2 separate regions of the Homo sapiens genome follow, and region 2 is linked to region 1. Evidence: read pairs that join two places in POLR2A ChIA-PET (ENCODE). Cell type or tissue: PC-9. All regions are shown on one strand.

The links. Peaks named below come from ENCODE experiments on the same cell type or tissue, not always from the same donor. Only the 100,000 strongest peaks of a DNase experiment are listed, where the experiment ranks them.
Region 2: POLR2A ChIA-PET joins it to region 1 with 16 read pairs; 10 of 35 experiments call an interaction of 5 or more read pairs at or near these places.

The regions. Positions count from the first base shown.
Region 1 is chr11:67,129,164-67,131,663 of GRCh38, forward strand. The region is part of intron 2 of KDM2A (lysine demethylase 2A); the gene reads left to right. Among named protein-coding and RNA genes, the nearest start is that of KDM2A, 11 kb to the left of the region's middle. In PC-9, no CTCF peak of the experiment used is centred here; a DNase peak (open chromatin) is centred at 1,088; H3K27ac peaks cover 1,707 bases.
Region 2 is chr11:67,199,793-67,202,292 of GRCh38, forward strand. All of the region lies in intron 5 of KDM2A (lysine demethylase 2A), which reads left to right. Among named protein-coding and RNA genes, the nearest start is that of GRK2, 65 kb to the right of the region's middle. In PC-9, no CTCF peak of the experiment used is centred here; no DNase peak of the experiment used is centred here.

The DNA.
Region 1 (2,500 bases):
TAGATAAGAAACAGAGACCTAAACTATAACAAATAAAAACGTATGTGTAGCACACATGTCAGACTACCACATTGATGATGTTTGGTATTTGGACCATTTAGAACAAATAATAAAGTGTCTAGTTGATTTTAAAAGTTTAGTCTGTCTAGGTACAGTGACTTAGGCCTGTAATCCCAGCACTTTGGGAGACCAAGGCCAGTGGAATGCTTGACGTCAGGAGTTGAAGACCAGCCTGACCAACATGGTGAAACCCCGTCTCTACTAAAAATACAAAAATTAGCCGGGCATAGGCCGGGCGCGGTGGCTCACACCTGTAATCCCAGCACTTTGGAAGGCCGAGGCGGGCGGATCACAAGGTCAGGAGATCGAGACCATCCTGGCTAACACGGTGAAACCCCGTCTCTACTAAAAATACAAAAAATTAGCCGGGCGTGATGGTGGGCGCCTGTAGTCCCAGCTACTTAGGAGGCTGAGGCAGGAGAATGGTGTGAACCCGGGAGGCGGAGCTTGCAGTGAGCCCAGATCACGCCACTGCACTCCAGTCTGGGTGACAGAGCGAGACTCCATCTCAAAAAAAAAAAAAAAAAGAAAAAGAAAAATAGCCGGGCATAGTGGCACATGCCTGTAATCCCAGCTACCCAGGAGGCTGAGACAGGAGAATCGCTTCAACTCGGGAGGCAGAGGTTGCTGTACGCCGAGATCGTGCCACTGCACTCCAGCCTGGGCGACAGAGACTCTGTCTCAAAAAAAAAAATTAAAAAAATTAAAGTTTAGTCTGAATTTTAAGCTCTCCTATTCTTTTTTTTTTTTTCTTTTGTGAGACAGTTTCACTGTGGTCACTCAGGCTGGAGTGCAATGGTGCGATCTCTGCTCACTGCAACCTCCGCCTCCCGGGTTCAAGTGATTCTTCAGCCTCAGCCTCCCTAGTAGCTGGGATTACAGGCGTCCGCCACCCCACCTGGCTAATTTTTTTTTTTTTCTTGCACCAAAGCTTTCTAAAGTTAGTGATTTATTTCTGACAAGTTTGCAAAACCCAAGAGAGAGCAGTTTTCTGGGTTGAACTCATACTTCGTGTTTACTCGAGTCTGAGTCACGGCACCTGACTTCCTCACAGGTGCACCTGACTGCTCTTTACCACCTGGCTAATTTTTATATTGTTTTAGTAGAGACAGGGTTTCACCATGTTGGTCAGGCTGGTCTCAAACTCCTCACCTCCAGTGATCCGCCCACTTCGGCCTCCCAAAGTGTTGGGATTACAGGCGTGAGCCACCATGCCCGGCCTTAAGCTCTCCTGTTCTAATCCTGTCCTAAACTGTGCCTAGGTTTTGCTGACCTTTAGACAGCCTTAAAGCTGTGAAGTTGCAAGTGATGATGTTTGTGTTATTCTCGGGTCTTGGTTTTGGTTATTAAGTCAAGGAATTGATACATTATGTATATCATGTAGATAGACATACATTCTTTGTATCTTTCTATTTTGGGGGGGTAACGGACACTCTTAATTAGGTTTCATTAATTTTCTCTGTTTATCTCACTTTTGGAATAATACTTTATTTTTGCATTGCACTTTCACATCAAAAAGGGTTAAAATTCAGTAAACATTTATTATATGCCAGATAGTAGGCTAGGTTCTTTCATATATATTACCTTATTTAATTCTCAAAACAACCCTGGAAGGTAGATGGTATCGTTTTAAACCTTGATTTTTTTTTTTTTTTTAATTATGGAGAGAGAGGCCCAGGGAGGGGCCATGACTTGCCCAAGATCACAGAGTCGGTAAGAGGTGAAACCAGACCTTGAACTCAGGTACCCTGACTCCAAACTCCCAGGTTTCTTCTCTCATACCATCCAACGTCTCTTGTGTACTTTATACAGAAAACAGGCCGGGTGCAGTGGCTCACGCCTGTAATCCCAACTACTTTGCAAGGCCGAGGCGGGCAGATTGCCTGAGGTCAGGAGTTCAAGACCAGCCTGGCCAACATGACGAAACCCCATCTCTACTAAAAATACAAAATTAGCTGGGCATGGTGGTGCACGCCTGTAGTCCCAGCTACTCGGGAGGCTGAGGTGGGAGAATCGCCTGAACCTGGGAGGTGGAGGTTGCTGTGAGCTGAGATCTCACCGTCGCACTCCAGCCTGGGTGACAAGAGCGAAACTCCGTCTCAAAAAAATAATAATAATAACACTCTTACTCCACGGTGTGTAGGCTGAGTACTTTCTCTCTTTTGAGGCTACTTTAGTGTTTTCTTTTCTTTTTTTTTTTTTTTTGAGATGGAATTTCGCTCTTGTCGCCCAGGTTGGAGTGTAGTGGTGCGATATTGGCTCACTGAAACCTCTGCCTCCCAGGTTCAGGCAATTCTCCTGCCTCAGCCTCCTTAGTAGCTGGGATTACAGGCGTGTGCCACCACGCCTGGCTAATTTTTGTATTTTTAGTAGAGATGGGGTTTTACCATATTGGCCAGGCTGGTCTGGAACTCCTGACCTCGGGTGATCCACTTGCCTT
Region 2 (2,500 bases), 71 kb after region 1:
ACTAAACAACAGATTTTCCATGTAAATGAAACAGCCTTCTATTGGAAGAAGATAGCATCTAGGATTTTCATAGCTAGATAAAAGGCAGTTGCTTCAAGGGACAAGTTGACTCTCTTGTTAGGGGCTAATGCAGCTGGTGATTTTAATTGGAAACCAAATTTAACATTCCAAAAAAAGCTTATTTACCATTCCAAAATCCTAGGGCCCTTAAGAATTATGCTAAATCTACTCTATTAATGGAACAACAAAGCCTAGATGATATCACATCTGTTTTACAGCATGGTTTACTGAATTTATTAAGCCCACTGTGGAGATCTGCTCAGGAAAAAAGGTTCCTTTCAAAATGTTACTGCTCACTGGCAGTGTACCTCTTCACCCAAGACCTCTGATGGGAATGTACAAAGAGATTAATATTGTTTGTGTGGTTTTTTTTTTTCTTTTTAGACGGAGTCTCTCTCTGTTGCCCAGGCTGGAGTGCAGTGGCACGATCTCAGCTCACTGCAAGCTCCACCTCCTGGGTTCACGCCATTCTCCTGTCTCAGCCTCCCGAGTAGCTGGGACTACAGGCGTCCGCCACCACGTCCGGCTAATTTTTTTCGTATTTTTAGTAGAGATGGGGTTTCACCATGTTAGCCAGGATGATCGCGATCTCCTCACCTCATGATCCGCCCGCCTCAGCCTCCCAAAGTGCTGGGATTATAGGCGTGAGCGACCGTGCCCAGCCTGTTTGGTTTTTTAAGACAAGGTCTCATTCTGTTGCCCAAGTTGGAGTGCAATGGTACAATCATGGCTCACTGCAGGCTCAGTGTCCCTGGGCTCAGGTGATCCTTCCACCTCAGCCTTTAGCTGGGACTACAAGCACATGCCAACACACCCAGTTAATTTTTGTGTTTTGGTAGAGACACAGTTTGACCCTGTTACCCAGGCTGGTTTAGAACTCCTGGGCTCAAGGGATTTGCCTGCCTCAGCTTCCCAAAGTGCTGGGATTACAGGCATGAGCTACCATGCCTTGCCTGAGATTAATACCGTTTTCATGCCAGATAGCAGTATTCATTCTGTGGCCCATGGATCAAGGAGTAATCTCAACTTTAGTCTTATTATTTAAGAAATATATTTCATGGCCTGGCACAGTGGCTCACACCTGTAATCCCAGCACTTTGGGAGGTCGAGGCGGGTGGATCACGAGGTCAGGAGATTGAGACCATCTGGCTAACACGGTGAAACCCAGTCTCTACTGAAAATAGAAAAAAAATTAGCCGGGCGTGGTGGCGGGCGCTTGTAGTCCCAGCTACTGGGGAGGCTGAGGCAGGAGAATGGCGTGAACCCGGGAGGCGGAGCTTGCAGTGAGCCGAGATTGCACCACTGCACTACAGCCTGGGCGACTGAGCAAGACTCTGTCTCAAAAAAAAAAATATATATATATATATGTGTGTGTGTGTGTGTATATATATATATTTCATAAGGCTATAGCTGACATAGTGATTCTGCTGGTAAATCTGGACCAAATAAATTGAAAAACATCTGGAAAGGATTCACCACTGTAGATGCCATTAAGAACATATTTATGGCCAGGCATAGTGGCTCATGTCTGTAATCCCAATGTTTTGATAGGCCCAGGTGGTGGATCCCTTGAGGCCAGGAGTTTGAGACCAGCCTGGGAAACATAGTGAGACCATCTCTACAAAAAATTAGCCATGGCCCGGTGCGGTGGCTCACGCCTGTAATCCTAGCAGTTTGGGAGGCCAAGGTGGGCAGATCACAAGTCAGGGGTACAAGACCAGCCTGACCAGTATGGTGAAACCTGGTCTCTACTAAACATACAAAAATTAGCCGAGTGTGGTGGCATGGGCCTGTAGTCCCAGCTACTTGGGAGGCTGAAGCAGGAGAATCACTTGAACCTGGGAGACGGAGGTTGCAGTGAGCCAAGATCACACCACCCCACCACACTCCAGCCTAGGCAACAGAGCTAGACTCCATCTCAAAAAAAAAAAAAAAAAAAAAAAAAAAAAAAAATTAGCCATGCTTGGTGGTGTACACCTGTAGTCCCAACTATTTGGGTGGCTGAGGTGGGAGGATCACTTGAGCCCAGGAATTCGAGGTTGCAATGAGCTCTGATCTTGCCACTCTATTCCAGCCTGGGCATGAGAGTGAGACCCTGTCTCTAAAAAAAATAATTAAAATGAAAAAGAGCATTTGTGGTACATGGGAGGAGGTCAAAATATCAACATTAACAGGAGTTTGGAAAAAGTTGGTTCCCACCCTTATTGATGACTTTGAGGGGTTCAAGACTTCAGTGGAGGAAGTAACTGCAAATGTGGTGAAAATAGTGAGAGAGCTAGAATTAGAAATGGAGTCGAAGATGCGACTGAATTGCTGCAATCTATAATGAAACTTGAGCAGATGGAAGAGTTGCTTCTTATGGATGAGCAAATAAAGAAGTTTGTTTTTTTAAGATGGAATCTACTCCTGGTGGAGATGCTGTAAACATTGTTAAAATAAC